Linked DNA regions of Homo sapiens: region 2 is linked to region 1. Evidence: chromatin loops called from intact Hi-C (ENCODE). Cell type or tissue: ovary. All regions are shown on one strand. Each heading gives the region's core, and the rest is flanking DNA. Links, peaks and the distances in the headings are about the cores only.

Evidence for each region. A loop is a pair of places that touch in the nucleus more often than their neighbours do. Peaks named below come from ENCODE experiments on the same cell type or tissue, not always from the same donor. Only the 100,000 strongest peaks of a DNase experiment are listed, where the experiment ranks them.
Region 2: it touches region 1 in a loop (7-fold over the local background); 3 of 110 quality-filtered maps call a loop at or near these places.

The regions. Positions count from the first base shown.
Region 1 is chr9:121,832,974-121,841,303 of GRCh38, forward strand. All of the region lies in intron 8 of TTLL11 (tubulin tyrosine ligase like 11), which reads right to left. Among named protein-coding and RNA genes, the nearest start is that of DAB2IP, 190 kb to the left of the region's middle. In ovary, for the core only: no CTCF peak of the experiment used is centred there; a DNase peak (open chromatin) is centred at 4,888.
Region 2 is chr9:121,884,636-121,892,965 of GRCh38, forward strand. The region is part of intron 6 of TTLL11 (tubulin tyrosine ligase like 11); the gene reads right to left. Among named protein-coding and RNA genes, the nearest start is that of TTLL11, 200 kb to the right of the region's middle. RefSeq lists an enhancer at 3,317-3,875. In ovary, for the core only: no CTCF peak of the experiment used is centred there; a DNase peak (open chromatin) is centred at 3,906; H3K27ac peaks cover 1,465 bases.

The DNA.
Region 1 (8,330 bases), core at 223-8,222:
TGGGGGGGAGTTTTCAAAGATTTGACCAAGTGTTAATTACAGTCATTTAGAACAAAACAATACCGGCCTTGCAGCGAATGAGGGATGGAGCCTCATCTATCTCTGCTGGATGTCAACAAGAAGGTGCAGTTAGATTCGCTGGTCTTTGCAAACAGGCTTTCCCTACCTGCCCTGTATGCCACAAGATAAGCTGTTGAGTATTTTTCTAAACTTCATTTGGGTTGACAGATGTTGCTAGAGAAGGCAGCCTTCGAAACATTCCAGTTGCAGCCAGCCGCACGTCTCTCACCTGAGACCGCCTCTTGGATATTAAGAGGCGGCCCCTGACAAACGATGGCCTCATTCTGTCAATAGGCTGGGTGAGGATGGCCCACCAGCTCCTTCTAGGCCAAAGCCCCCTGCTCTCCACTCCCGGGAAGGCATCGTTGCACTCAGGGCTTTATGAAAACACTGGGAGCTGCTCACCAATAATCTCATCATCTCTTCACCAGCTTAAGGATGGGAACAAGAATCCTATCTTACGTCTGCATAGCACTTTCCAGTTTACAAAGAACATCCATTTTTCTCATCTACTTCTCAGGGTAATGGTGGGAAGAGGACATGTTTACGCGTATTCTTCATTTACAGTTGAGGAACACAGGCCCAGAGAGGCTAAGTGGCTTGTCAAGGTCATCGTCTAGGTGGGCGAGGCAGCATTTACATGCGTAGCTGACTTTCAAGCCCACACTCTTTTTTCTACATTACGCTTTCTTAACATCTGACATTTATGTATTATTTTACAGTTTACAGAGCACATTTGAATATATGATATAATTAAATCCAAATCATTGTCGACAGCCAGGGATATTATTCCAGACTGAATATGAGATATTTTCTTCCTCTTAAAAATACCTGAGCTTCCTTGCTAGTAATTCTGTTTCCTGGGATTGGGGTGCTTAAACAGAAACTTGCCAAGCCCTTCTCTCTCCCCAGTCTTTAAATCTCCTTCTTATTACTCACCTAGAAGAGATGTTTCTGTCTTATCGTACAATTCTAAATGTATAAGTATACAAGTTTGCTGTTTGGAATCATTGGTAGGAAATAAAGCTGAATGATCTTGACTAGAATTAGCTTAGTGCTTCCTATCTGTGTAGTGAAATGGCCCCCAGAAGAGCTATCTGTGAAGGCTGCACAAACTCCAAGGCGGTTCATCACAGGAATCTCAGCCTTCTCTCCATTCTTAGGGCATCTTGCAGCCCAGCTCCCTGTCTGCTGCTGCACGGTTCCCCTAGACTTGACCACAATCTCTCTAGGCCTGGGGCTGGGGTCTCGAAGGACTCTACACATGGTAGATCAAACCTGGGCATCTCCCAGGGAGAAGGCATTCAGCTCCATGAATAGGGACAGGGACTCAGATGAGCTGGTCCGGGTCCCAGCTCTCCCACTTACTGCCTGTCAAGGCATTTTACTTTTCTGGGTCTCAGTATCTGCATCTGTAAAGTGGGGATAGTAATAGCTGCCCTGAGTGGCTTTTTTTTTTTTCACAAGGTACCACACAGAAAAAGCAACACAGTGCTTAAAAAATGGCAGCACAGGCCAGGCGCGGTGGCTCACGCCTGTAATCCCAGCACTTTGGGAGGCCAAAGCAGGTAGATCACAAGGTCAGAAGTTCGAGACCAGTCTGGCCAACATGGTGAAACTCCGTCTCTACTAAAAATACAAAAATTAGCCGGGCATGGTGGCACACACCTGTAATCCTAGCTACTCAGGAGGCTGAGGCAGGAGAATTGCTTGAACCCAGGATAGGGAGGTTGCAGTGAGTTGAGATTGTGCCACTGCACTCCAGCCTGGGCGACAGAGTGAGACTCTGTCTCAGGAAAAAAAAAAAAAAATAGTGGCACAAGTGCTTCCCATCATCTTCCCACTTGGAAGTCTGCTCTCTCACCTCACTGGCCTGGAGCGCTATCACAATAGTGGTTTCATTTTCTCCTACTGAAGTTGGCCAATTTCTTTTCACCCTGCTGGACTGAGTTTCATGAGGCCAGGAATCTGAGTTAAGGGGCCTGGGATCTCCATGGTCTCTACCCCTGTGCACTGTGTGGCTTTGAACTGGTCACTTTCCCTCAGAGGGCCTCACTTGCTTCCCCTCTGTAAAGTGAGGGGCTGGACGGAGTGATCTCCGAGGATTCCACAAGTATTGGAAGTGATGTAGACTTCTGAATATTTTAAGAAGTGGAATGTCCATGTTTACTGAGGACATTCTGCCCACCAGGATTCCCACTCGGCATTACCATGTCCTACTGCCACCCTAAGAGACTGGGCTGCCAATACTCACATTGTTAGAGAAAGTGCTGAGCTCAGGGAGACCCAAGCACCTGCCCAAGGTCACACTCCACCTGCCCAAGGTCACACTACTGGAGAGTGGTAAGTGGTGGTGCTGCTCCCTACCAGTTCTCCCCCAACCCAGATGGAAATCTCAAGGAAAAAAGCCTTGCTTCTGCCACCACCCACCCCACCAGCTCAGGAACAGAAGTTGCACATGTGCAGTCATTGTATTAAGCATTACGGCAACAAGAAGTCACTATCACCTTTGTCCTTGGCCGGATGGAGAAATTAATTAAGTGTCACGACTGGACCATAAATAGAACTTGCAGAAAAATCATTACCCCCAGAAGCCAGCAGCACCAAAATAACAAACATAATCAAAGGTGAAAGCAACTCTTCTATCATTTCATTAATCACAGGTCATACTGCTGGCCACAGCAGAGTGGCCCAGAGGTCTCAGTCCAGTCCCATCCAACGTCACCCCTGATTCCATCATGACACGAACACAAGTTCCTGAGTCACCATCTGGGAAGACAGGGCCACAGTTCTAGTCACTGCTTCCTGCAACTGCTTCATGCTGTTGTGGACATTTCTCGAGAGATTAATGGCTCCTATAGAACCTTTGGAGGCTCAGGACTCATTCCTCAGCAAGTGGTCAAAATCTCTGGCTTAAAAAGGACTTCAGAGATAACACAATCTAGGCCCTTGCAGGGTAACAACAACACCCAGAATGACAAGAGGGATTACTAAGAGTGGTCTGTATACAACACGTGCTTAATATGTGTCAGGCACTGTGGTGAGTACTTTATGGGCACCTTTTGTTTAATCCTCAGAACAAAATCTGGATGGTAGATGCTTTTATGGCCCCTGATTGTCTGTGGTTGTTTGCCTTTGTTTAGTGATATGGCAAAGCTTTGCATTTGTCTTGGGCTCTGTGTGTTAGTTGGGTGTGGGCAGACCTAGCCATTCACTCAGAGTCCTCCAGGCTGGGGCTGGTAGTGGGGATAAAAAACCAGGGCAGATAAAGCATGATTTCTGGTCCTGTCGCTGTGGCTTTCTGTAGTTGCCCTGTGAGATTCTGAAGGGCATGGGTTGCCCTTCCTGACATTGCTAACAACAGCCATCCAGCCCCCCAACTTGGTTGCTTCCAGTGATGGGGAGCTCACCACTGCCCCAGGAGGTCCCTTCTCACTGCCATGTGCTCTCTGCTCTCTGCCTGGGAGCTGAAATGTGCAAAACCTCCCCCGACACCCCAGTTTAACACAGAGTAAATCAACCTCTTCTTCCATCACCACAGCCTTTCTCTACGAGGATCTGAGGATTCAGAAGGCAGTAACCATGACCACTCAGTTCTGCCAGCCCTGGCTGACTCCTCAATGTGCAGATTCACAGATGGGCAAGCCTCCTCTGATGCAGGGCAGGGAGAAGCAGGGAGAGGGTAGGATGACCCAACGTGAGATGGGGGTGTTAGAACACAAAGGAAGAAGCAAGTCATTGCCTGGAAGAGGCAGGATAGGTTACAGGGTGCCTGTGGTGCACATGGTGAGAAAATTCAGACAGAGGCAATGCACAGGTAGTGGAAAGTGAAGGTCCTGTTTCCCTCCTCTGCCTTGCGACCTCCAATTCCTGTGAGCTGGAAGTGAATGCTGTTTGCAATTTCTGGCATATACGCATAAAAATGAAATATGTGCACTGCTGTGTGCATCAATATCTGTATCCATATAATTTTGCACACAAATAGGATCACCTTATAGCTACCGTACTGCACTTACACAATTTTAACCATGCCTTGACGCTTCTCCGTGTCAGCATATATAGATCTACCCTGTTGTTTATAGACTGTATAGAATTCCATAGTATAGATGTACCATGAGTTTCTAAAATCCTTCCCCTACTAATGGACACTTAGGATGCTTTTCTCCTGTTTTCTTCTTTTTTTGATATTGTGAATAATGGTGCAATGAACATCTTTGTGTATATATCAGTACATACTTGAATGAGCAATCATCTCTTTCCAGTGGAACTTATGGGTCAAGTATTATTTTTACTAGTATGTTTTGATAGCTCTTGCCAAATTAACTTGGGGTTGGGATCTTCAAGGATCAGCACTGAGGAGGAAGATCTTTCTGAGGAGAGGAACTAGTAGTACAAAATCTTGGTGCTTTGAAAGGGCTTTTTCAGGGTGTTAGGGAACAGAGCTGGTGCTGTGGGCGGTCTGGCAGGTGGGCCTGGAGCGGGTGGGGGTGAGGGATGAGGGGAGGAAAGGGAGTTTGTCTACAGTCGGTCCTGATTAATGCTCCCAGCTTGTCAGTTTCTCCCCTGCTCCTGAATGCCACCATCTGCCATCAACCAGCCCTGGGATCTTGTGTGGTTGAAAAGCCTGCCTTCCTGTCACTATCCTCTCTCTCTCTGTTCCCTTCTCAGCCAGACTGCCCTTCCCTCCTGGGGTGGCACTGCCTCCACAGCCTCCCTTCCAGCTCAAGAGAGGATGTCCACTCCCTGTCTCTCCTCCCAAAGGGCTCACGCCAAACGCCTGGGTACCTTCCACTCCCATGTCAGCTCTGAGCTCCTCTTGGCTCTCTCCCCACAGCATGTGACCACGTGGAAGCCTCCCTCCTGGAGACACGGTCTTCCCACGTCTGTTTCATCTCGCTCTCCTGCTTCTTGCTCTCTCTCTCTTGCTGGCTTCTGTCTGCTTTTCCTTGCTGTGGGCCCCACAGGGCTCTCTCTCTCGCTCTCTCTTCCTGTCATTCATTCCCCAGGTTGAAATACCTTCAATGAATCCATGCCCTCCAAATCATTGTCTCCAGGCCAGCCTGCTTTTTTGCCACTGGGATATCGCATTAGCCTGTTAAAAATGAATCTCTTGGTCTTCCCTTCCCAATTCTGTTTTTCCTTGAGTCTCGCCCATTTTAATAAATGGTCTCTCCACCCACCTAGTTGTTCAAGCCAGAAGCCTGAGGTCATTTTTGAGACTTCTCTTACCTCCTCTCAACACCTCCACATCCCTAGGACCATAAACCTCTGCTCTCCTGCCCTCCCCCACCTGAGCAGCTGTCGTCCCTTGAAGCCCCCACAGCCTCCTCGCTGGTCTCCCTGTTTCCACTATTGCCCCTTTCAATACAGCATCCAGAATGACCTTTTAGAAACACAAATCAGGGCTGGGCATAGTGGCTCATGCCTGTAATCCCAGCACTTTGGGAGGCCGAGGTGGGCGGATCACCTGAGGTCAGAAGCTCAAGACCAGCCTGGCCAACATGGTGAAACCCTGTCTCTACCAAAAATACAAAAATTAGCAGGGCGTTGTGGCATGTGCCTGTAGTCCCAGCTACTCAGGAGGCTGAAGCACAAGAATCGCTTGAACCCAGGAGGCGGAGGTTGCAGTGAGCTGAGATTGTGCCACTGCACTCCAGACTGGGTGACAGAGTAAGATTCTGTCAAGAAAGAAAGAAAAGAAAGAAAGAAAGAGAGAAAGAAAGAGAGAAAGCAAGCAAGCAAGCAAGAAAGCAAGCAAGCAAGCAAGCAAGCAAGCAAGCAAGCAAGCAAGCAAAGATAGATCAAACCACGCACTCCCCCACTTTAAACTCTTCAACAACAACATTTCTTGCCCTGCCCACCTTTCTTGCCCTGCTCTGAGGGATCGAGCCCCGCCTCTCCAGCTGCCGCTGTAACCCACGCCCCTGCTCCCGTCACCCTGCGGGCCTTCATTTCGCAGAACCTGCTCCCCGCATTCCCACCTTGGGGCCGGTCCCTGGCCTCTGCTCAGAACACCCTGAGTCCCACCTGGCGAAGCTTCCATCTCAGCATTACCTTCACTGACACATCTCTTTGATCCACCTCTTAATATAAATGAGGTCCTCTCTGTCCTCCTCATTAAAACTTATTTCACAGAACGCATCACAACGTCTAATTACATGCAATTTCTGCGTTTCCATGTTTAATGTCTGCCTCGGCCACCGGATGTCAGCAGTGCTAGGGCTTGGGTGTTCTGTTCATCCCTGCACGTCCCCATCACCCCCAGTGCCTGGCGTGTAGGGGCGGCTCATTGAACATTAGGTGATCCACTTAGGGTAGAAAAAATCCAGGCTTGATATCAGACATGCCTAAGTTCAAATCCAGGGTTGGCCTCTTACACATTGCGGGGTGATCTTCGCTTACTCACTGCCCAGCTGGGAGCCTCAGTTTCTTTCTACCCTGCCCGGCTCTGGGGGGCTCAGTGATAGAAAACAGACATAAGGGGCTGGGCCTGTGTCTGGCACATGGAAGACACACTGGAAACATGGCCTTCTTTCTTGATTGTCTTTAAGTCATGAGAGGGGCCAAGCCTGGCAGAATAAAGAGTATTCTCATGGAGGGCTGCGGCTCAGAATTCCCATTCTATCCAAAGATGGGCAAATTGGAAGACGGGCAAATTGGCCCTAACTCAGCCACCAACAGCAACCCTCTTCCCCATCCCCCCGACTGTCCAGCAGTTAACTGGCGGGGCCTTCTAGAATCTCCAGAAGACCTCAGCCTCAGCCTTCTCAGCCTTGGGCAGGGCAGAGCAGTGCCCACTCACCAAGTGGACTGAGCCCTATCCTCAAGGTGAGACCCCTCTGAGGAGCTCTTCAAAGCTGGCCTGCCATTTGGAGCGGTGACAGGAGGCAGATCAGTGTCAAAAATAAGACAGAGCAGTGGGTTTCAACTTGACTCACATTAAGAATGTCACGTTAGAGCACAAATGAGAGAGAAGAGAAATGCTCTTTTATGCGGGAGTTTATTTTTGTCACTTTGTCAGAGAGAAACTGCAGCCTGGAGGGCACTGGAGCTGCATCGAATCACCCAAAACATTAACATGCAAATTGCCTTCTTTACAGAAGGTAATTTTATTAGTGCACGAAAATGTTTCTTTCACTGTATTCATGCCTAGGAGCAGTGCTATCTGGGGGCCAGTTAGGGCAACCGCAAGAGAAGAATTAGGGACAGTCCTGAACTCGGTTAAGATCTATTACCTCCCCAACTTGGGACCACCACGTATCCTCGGATGCATGGAACACAGTGCGCTGCGATGTGACAGCTGGCTACCGATGGATGCACAGGCTGGAGGGGGCAAGTGACTTGTTCAAGATCATACAGCTTCTTTTTTCTTTTCTGAGACAGGGTCTCGCTTTGTCACTCAGGCTGGAGGGAGTATAGTGGCTTGATGTTGGCTCACTGCAACCTCTACCTACCAGGTTCAAGCGATTCTCCTGCCTCAGCCTTCCAGGTAGCTGGGATTATATGCAATTGCCACCATGCTTGGCTACTTTTTGTATTTTTAGTAGAGATGGGGTTTCACCATGTTGCCCAGGTTGGTCTTGAACTCCTGACCTTAAGTGATCTGCCTGCCTCAGCCTCCCAAAGTGCTGGGATTACAGGCATGAGCCACCATGCCCAGCTGATCATACAGTTTCAATGAGGAGGCAGAGTTGAGGCCACGTGGCCTGTGTCCAGACACCAGGTGACCAATAGGGAACCATGAGGTCCTGGAAGTTGTCACTCTGAGAGTAAGGAGCCTAGTGAGACCCCATCTACCTATTTGTTCACTCACTTGCTTGATTATTCAATAAGCTTTCCCTGTGCTAGGCCCTGGGCCCCAAACATGAATCAGGCACTGGCACGAGGCACTTGGCCTCCACTGGGAGCAGGTGGAAAGGGGATAAGACACCTACAAATACTTCTGATCCAGCGAGCTATGACGGCTGGGGAGGTGTGCCTGGAATCAACAGAGCAAGGAGAGAGCATGGCTGTTTGGCAGGGAGGGCAGGGAGAAGGGTCTGGAAGCTTCACAGACAACCGTCTCACCCATGGGCCTTGTGCAGGCAATCAAGGCAGGGAGGGATGTTACAGGAAGGAGACACCATGAGCAGAGGCCCCACGATGGAAGCACGTTGGCTGGCCCCAAGCAGCACAGGACGTGTGGGCGAAGAGTGTGGCGGGAATGGGGGCTGTGGTTGTGGAGGATGGAGATGAGGCTGGCAAGTCTAATCTCAAAGGCTAAAGAGCTC
Region 2 (8,330 bases), core at 5-8,004, 51 kb after region 1:
GAAATTCCAGTTTTTATTGTGTCGTTCCTTTGGCAATTATGAACAAATTTAGAGCCTATTCAAAAGGCCAGTTCAAACCAGAAGAGGGAACAATTATTAATTTCTCAGCTATGACACAGAGACAGGGGGCACTTCACTTGTACCTCTCCTGTCCTGCTCAGCATTTGGGAGACTGGGGTTGACGCTACTGTCTGCTGCCTCTCGCCACAGCTCAGGGCACAATCTACAGGGCAATTTCCCATTCCTGACCTAATGCAGCCTCAACAACAGCTTGGGAAGAACAAAGCAAGGCACCCACTCTGCAGGCAAGAAAACTGAATGCCGTGACCACAAACCCATGAGTACCCACTTCTGTTTTCTGTTTTCTAGTTTGCTCTCTGCCCCCAGAAGTCTTCACCCAGGAAAACACTTGAATTTGCCCAGATGGGATCAATTATTTCCCACACTCTTAGTCCTCGTGTAGCTTTGAAGAATCATTTTCTGGAAGTCCAACACCTGCCAGAAAATCCACCCAGATAGCCCACTTGCATCTCGGTAATCCAACGTTCCAGGATGAAGATAATACATCCCCTTGAACCTGCTTCTTGCTATTTCCATGTTGTTACTGGCAACTTCATCACCCCAGTGAGCCAAGCTCAAAACCCTGAAGTCAGCTTCGGATTCTCCCTCTTCCTCAGCCTGGTTTCTGGGGACTTGTACAGAAGTCTTCCACTGTCCGTTTTCCATTTGGAGGCTCTGATTCAAATATTCTGGGGCATCCTAGCAAGTGGAAAGCAGTGAGCAGTGGTTAACCACAAAGGCTGTGGGGTCAGGATGCTGGAGCTCTCGCTGCTTGGACACCTGTGTGCTAAGCACATCCTCTTATTTGATTCTCACCACGACCCTTTGAGGTTAGGATTCTTCTTCATATGATTCCCAGTTTCCATAAGAGACCGTTTCCCTATGAGACACAGAAAAATGGCATAATTTGCCCAAGGTCATCCAGCTTAGAAGTGGCAAAGCCGGCTTATGATTCTGGATTGGCTGGACTTAGAACTCTGACTCTGAACCAATATGCATAGCTCCTTCCCACTCAACCACAACTCTTTTTCTTTCTTTCTTTTCTTTCTTTGAGACAGGGTTTCACTCTGTTGCACAAGCTGGACTGCAATGGTGTGATTATGGCTCACGGCAGCCCCAAACTCCTGGCCTCATGCAATCCTCTTGCCTCAGCCTCTCAAGTAGCTGGGACTAAAGGCACAGTTCACCACTCCTGCCTAGTTTTGGTATCTTTAGTAGAGACAGAGTTTCTCTATGTTGTCCAGGCTGGCCTCTAACTCCTGGGCTCAAGGAAACCTTCTGCCTTGGACTCCCAAAGTGCTGGGATTACAGGCATGAGCCACCGTGCCCAGCCTATAACTTTCTTAGGAACAGGGCCCATCACTTCATGTTTATATCTCAGCACTGACACCAGGGCCTGCCTTGCAGCACCTGATGAGTGCCACCTGATCAAAGCTCCATAGAGTGTCTTAGCTCAGAGCTGACCAGCCTGGGTTCCGTGCCCTATGAGACCCCTTCTCCATATGTGACTTTGGGGGAACCATTAGGTAACAGCTGGAAGGCTGCAGTGGGCTGAACACTGTCCCCCAGAAGATATATCCAAGTCCTAACCCCTGAAACCTGTGAATGTGACCTTTTTTGGAAAAAAAGAGTCTTTGCAGATATAATTAAGGATCCCAAGATCATTCTGGATTTAGAGAGAGCCCTAAATCTGGGGACAGATGTTCTTATAGGAGAGAGATAGAGGGAGATTTGATGCAGACATACACAGAGGAGAAGGCCATGGGAACCGAGGGCAGAGGCTGGAGTCATGTTACCTGGCCAAGAGCTACCAAATGCTGGAAAAGGCAAGGAAGGATTCTCCTCTAGAGCTTTGGAGGGGGCATGGCCCTGCGGACACCCTGCTCTCAGACTTCTGGCCTCCAGCACTGTGAAAGAAGACATTTCTGTTGTTCTAAGTCACGCAGTTTGAGGTAACTTTTTAGGCAGCCCTAGGAAACTGATGTAAGAGTCCAGTGTCCTTATGTCCAACCTAGGTACCCTTGGGGGTTACTGTGAGATCATGTAACTGGAAGCAACTAGAATAGTGCCTGGTGCACAGTAGGCCCTCAATAGATGCTAGCTGAACAGCACTAAAACATTCTCAGTCAATATCCTGGAAACTTCTTTCCCAAGGCACACCTGGCTGACTGCCTCTGTCTATATTCTCAAGCTTGTAAAATGTTTAACTTCAGAACCCACGAGCCAGAAGGAGGAGCCACAGGGAGTATCTCCCTTTGAGCTCAGCTGCGTGGGATGAACGGGCAGCCAGCAGAGATGTTGGTGTCCTTGCGAGGCTGGTAACTAAGTACTGGCCCATCTCCAGACCAGGATGATGAGCCTGTCACGGTGGGTTTCACAAAACATCTGTTTCAGGAACAAGCCTATTGTTTCAGGCAAGCTCTAGAGATAATAGTATGTTTTTCCTACATACAGCCATGACATGTTCACTGAAGCGAATATCTCTAAATGTGACCAATTTCTTAAGTGGCAGAAGCCCATCAAACTCTTTGAGAACATATATGGCATGTGGGCAGCCCAAGCAGCTTCCTTTGCTGCCACAGAGCTAAAAGCAACACTCATTCTGGCTTGCAGGGAGGCGGTGAGAGTGGGTGGAGGTAGCGGTGGCGATTTCTCTGAAATTGGTCCCTCTAAAGGTTATGCTTCATTCTGCAAGGGAGTCAGGTCCCCAGGCTTCATGCATATGGATGGCAATGGTGGTTGAATGATAACCTGCAATTTCTCTTCCCCACGTTAATCGACTTGGGTTGGCTACCAAGAATTTGACTAGGAATCGCGATGCCAGTGCACATACCAATGATCCCAGGATCTCAGCTCAGCTCTGCCGGCTTCAACTCAATTCTGGCCTGAAATAAGAAAGCACTAGCTCGGTGTCCCGTGTGAGATGAGCAGACTATGCCTTGGCATGGGATAGAGAGACGGCCAGAAGGCCGACCACAGCGAGGAGAGCTGGGACACTTTCCCACAGGCGAGGGGAAACTTGGGCCAATGAAGCAAATGCTTCAAGATCCCCCATGAAGAAAGTGCCTCCCCCGCAGCAAGCTGTCCCCCGTCCTTTCTCCCAGGGGAGGAGTGGGATGTGAGCTCCTTCCCTCGGCACACAGATCAAGTCTGGAATACATCTGGTGTCTGGTGTGCTGCTTGGAAGTCAGGCCTGAACTGCCTGGGGGCCCCCAGGCAACCCCAACACCCAGTGGGGGTCTGGAGTGAGTCAGCTTCCTGGCCCCGGGAGCCCAGTTAGCCTGAAGCTGCCCTGGCTATTGGAACCTCCACTCTTAAACCCTCTTTGCTCACCCGGGTGGGACACTGGCCTGCAGCCTTGGCCCAGGTCCCCTCTCCAGTTCCTGGCTCTATCCCCCTCCCCTTCCTCACCAGACTGCTGCTGGGATCCCAGGATGCCATAGGGTTAAGCCCATCCTGGCTGACTGAGAAGGTCCCAAGGCCAAGTCTTTATAGCTCAGAAGGCAGTGGCTCTGGTATAACCTCCCCTAATTATCCTGTGCCCTGCAGACTGCTCCCAGAGAGCACTGGGCAAAGGAGTCAACACATCTGAAGAGGAAATAGCTTCAAGTCATAGAGACCAGCAAGTTCAAGGTCCTCATTCTGCCTGTAGACAAGTTCTGGAGATGGGAGGTGTGGCTTGTTCAAGGTTTCCCAGCACTTAGGTTTTAGGGCTCAGGAAAGAACCCGGGTTTCTGCACTCCTAGTGCAGTTTGCTGTGACAACGTCCTTGGCTCTTCTTTGGGCCAGTTCAGCTCTTTGTAGACAGGGGCTGTGTCTGACTCATTTCTGACTCTCCAGCAACAGCATGGGGCCAGGCCCGGAGCAGGGAATCAGTCAATGTTACTTAGACTTGGCTGAATCAGTCCCCTTTGTAAAACGAATAAATTAGACACAGACACATTACTGAAGCCTGCACAAAGATATGGCTTCAGGATCTTCAAATACCTCAACTACGAGCAGGGGGGTGCTATTTCTGCCTATAAAATGGCATGGAAGTAGAAAAAGATGTTAGGTCACTATGTGAATTTTTCCTTGCATAACTGTGATCCTGTGTCCACACAGTAACAGCCGCTATGGACTGGAGGTTGTGGCTGACATGCAGGCACTGGACTGGGGGCCTTGGACACAGGTCCAATTTAGTCCTGCTCTCAGCCCTGCCAGGCAGGAACTATCAGCCCAGATAGCGCTTGATAATAGGTAGAAACTGAGGCTTAAGCCAGTTCAGTGCTTTGCCCAAGGACACATAGCTCCCAAATGCTAGAGCATGGATTTTAGTCCAGGTCTGTGCTGTTTTACCTGGATTGGGTTGTTCTGACATTAGAATAGCAATAATATCTAATACATCGTGAGTTTACTCTGTGGCAGGCATGTTAGGTGCATGGATTCATTTAATTCTCACAACAACCCTATGAGGTATCTCTACTTTACAGACGGGGAAAAATAGGCCCAGAGAAGTGAAGTAATTTTACCAAGTAATCAAAGCCAGCCTAGAAGACAGGGAGGGAATAGTGAGAGACAGAGAGAGCTCAGAATAAGAGGCTGGAGGTGCACGAGGAGCTCTGGAGTTGGGCTGGATTTGCTCGCTATGTGATTTTGGGCAAATTACTTGGAATACTTTTTTAATTTTTGGAAAAATATATATAACATACAATTTACCATTTTAACTATTTTAAGTGTGTAATTCAGCAGCATGATGTACATTCATTGCTGTGCAGCCATCATCACCTTCCATCTCCAGAACTTTTCTCATAGTTCTCCACTGAAACTCTGTCCCTATCAAACAATAACTCTCGACTCCCCCACATCACCCCCAGCAACCACCACTCTACTTTCTGACTCTATGAATTTGACTACTCTAGGTGCCTCACACAAGTGGAATCATGGCTGGGCGCAGTGGCTCACGCCTGTAATCCCAGCACTTTGGGAGGCCGAGATGGGTGGATCACGAGGTCAGGAGTTTGAGACCAGCCTGGCCAACATGGTGAAACCCCGTCTCTACTAAAAATACAAAAATCAGCAGGGCATGCGGGCGTTTGCCTGTAATTCCAGCTACTCTGGCGGCTGAGGCAGGAGAATCACTTGAAATCAGGAGGCGGAGGTTGCAGTGAGCCAAGATCGCACCACTATACTCCAGCCTGGGCAACAGAGCAAGACTCCATCTTGGGCGGGGCGGGGGGGGAGGTGAGGCTGGGGAGGAAAGTGGAATCATATAGTGTTTGTCCTGTGTATCTGGCTTATTTCACTTAGCATAATGTCCTAAGGGTTCATCTATGCTGTAGCATGTTTCAGAATATCCTTCCTTTTAAAGGCTGAGTCTGTTTATTCATTCATTCATTCATTCATGGACATTGTAAATAATGCTGCTATAAACAAGGTGAACAGGGCAAGTTACTTTTCAGTTAGTCATTTTTCTACCCCAATTCTGAGCCTCCAGCTTTGTTCCTGACTCAGAGGAGGGATTCCCCATCCATCCAGTGTCTGGGCCAGAAACCAGAGAGAAGAGATTCATTCTCCCTCTCCCCTCACAAGCATCAAGCCAGCCAAGTCCTATCCCTCCTGTCACTGCAGTTCACACACATCTCTGCCATCACTTGTCAGCTCATCATGGGTCACCTGAACTTCAACAGCCTCTTCACCAGTTTCCTGGCTCGCAACCTCCGCTTCCAATGTGTCCTTCATGTCATAGCCAAAATCCCCAAGCCTGTCCCTGGCTCACTCCCTCATTTCCTTCAAGTGTGTGTCCAAGTGTGCCCTTCTCAGGCAGGCCTCCCCCAAGCACTCTGCTTACAAGTGCAGCCCACAATCTTCCCAGCCCTCCAGAGCTCTCCCTGCTTCATTTTCTCCATAGCGCTCATCACCACTCATCACAGTATAGATTTTACTCATTTATTTTGTTTATTTTCCATCTCCTGTCCTCTCATCCTCCACCTCCCATCAATAATGGCAGTTCACAAAGGCAGGTATTGTTGACAGTTTTGTGCACTGCTGACTCCTCCATCCTGGTGCAGAGTAAGTGCTCAATAAACACTGGCTAGGTGCATGAATGCATGAATGGGTGCATGAATGCATGAATGACTGGCTCTTCTCTGCCTGCAGAGTGAAGTCTAAACTCTCTGGCCTGGTCAAGCCCTTGACTTTGGGTCCCTCTCTGGCCCCATCTCAGACCACAGTCCTATTTAAGCTCCAGCCACATTGCCCTGCCCACTAAGCCCTCCTGCTGTCTGATAGACAAAGACCCTAAGCCTTTGCATGAAACTGGCCTCTGCCTGGAACTTCATTCCTTCCACCTTGCCCCACCCTTCTGCTGGTTTGTGGGGCCCCCTTCACTAGGCTCCCATGACACCCTGTTTTTAACCCCTTTTGAAGCCCTTTTCACGCTATATTACAATCGTCCTTGAACCCATCTCTAGCTGTTCTAAACTGCCAGCTCCACCAGGGCAGGAAGACCTTGCTCACACTGGGATTCTAAGCGCTGTTCACTGAGCACATCATAGCTGCACAGAAAGTATCTACTGAAAAACACGAGCAACCTTGAGAGTCTCCACTGCTTCAACCTGAAACAATGGCGATGCCACTCCTGCAGGGTTGCCCGAGGATCAGAGATCACATACGATATGTACAACATCTGCCACCGTGCCTGGCACAGGGCAGGCATTTAACACCTAGCAGTTCAGTGCTAGCCTTTGATGCAACAGCGGGATCACAACGATTTAGGAAGATCTGCTGCCTTTGTTTAGAAGCCACCAGCTGAAGTCCTTCCATAATTTGTCATCTCTGGGGCCAGCCGGTAAGTGTTGGCCCCAGAAAAAATCCCTGTCCTTTCCTGTCTTATCCATCACATTTTGGCAGCATGCTCACTGAGCATAGAAAACGTCCAAGTTCACTTTCTTCTCAGAACTGACTGTATCTATAATCATCGTGTCACGGAACTGAGAACTTCCAGGGATTTCAAGGACCAACTGTGCTGATCCCTCATTTTACACCTGAGGATACAGGCTCAGAGAGGTTGTCTAACTTGCTCATAGTCACTCAGCCAGATAGGAGTTTCACCTTCTCTTTCCTTTATGCACAATTTCAATTCTCTCTGGTTGAACCTGTTGGACCCTAAAGGATTTGAGGGTTTAGTCTAAAATTCTCACCTGGGCTAAATCCTCACCATTATCATCATATATATACGTGTGTGTATATATATGATGATAATATATATACACATATATATGAGATATATATATCTTATATATCTCATATATATGAGATAATATCACTATAATATAAAACCTATATATAGGTTTTATATATAAATATATATTAAAAAATATAAAAAATATATAAACTATATATGTAGTGATGATAATATCTATCAATTATGAAAGTTAAAAAGTCTCCTTCTACCTTTATATATATACACACATACATATACATATATACACAGATATATATATACACACACATATATATACATATATACATATATACATATATATATATAATCTTCCAATCAGCAGCATCAAGTTCATTTTAGACATTGGAAACTCTTACTGGGAAACTGTGTTAGTCCATTTGCATGCTTCTGATAAAGGCATACCTAAGACTGAGAGGAAAAATAGGTTTAATGGACTCACAATTCCACATGGGGGGGTGCTCACAATCATGGCGGAAGGCAAAAGGCACTTCTTAAGTGGTGGCAAGAGAGAATGAGAGTCAAATGAAAGGGGTTTCCCCTTATAAAACCATCAGATTTCGTGAAACTTATTCACTACCACAAGAACTGTATGGGGGAAACCGCCTCCATTATTCAATTATCTCCCACCGGGTCTCTCCCACAACACGTGGGAATTATGGGAGCTACAATTCAAGATGAGATTTGGGTGGGGACACAGAGCCAAACCATATCAAGAACCTTTTCTGCAACCCAAACAGAAGAAATTTTACTCTTACTGTCCCCCTGAATGAATGACCTGCCATCCACAGAGGGATGGCAATGTCCCGCCACATTCTCCATGGAAGAGAAGCTCCTCCCTGGAAAATACCTCTGCCTGCCCAGAAGTGAGGTCCCCTTTGTCGTGGCCACTGGCAGTACTGTTGCTGGACTGTTTTGAGTGGGGAAGGAGGCCGCTGTGGGAGCAGTGTCAGGTCTGGCAGTCAGGGGGTTGCAGAAGGATCAGGAAGGCCGTGAAGGGGGCCCCAGTTGGAAGTGAGCCCAGAACTCCCCCTCACTGGGAAGGGAG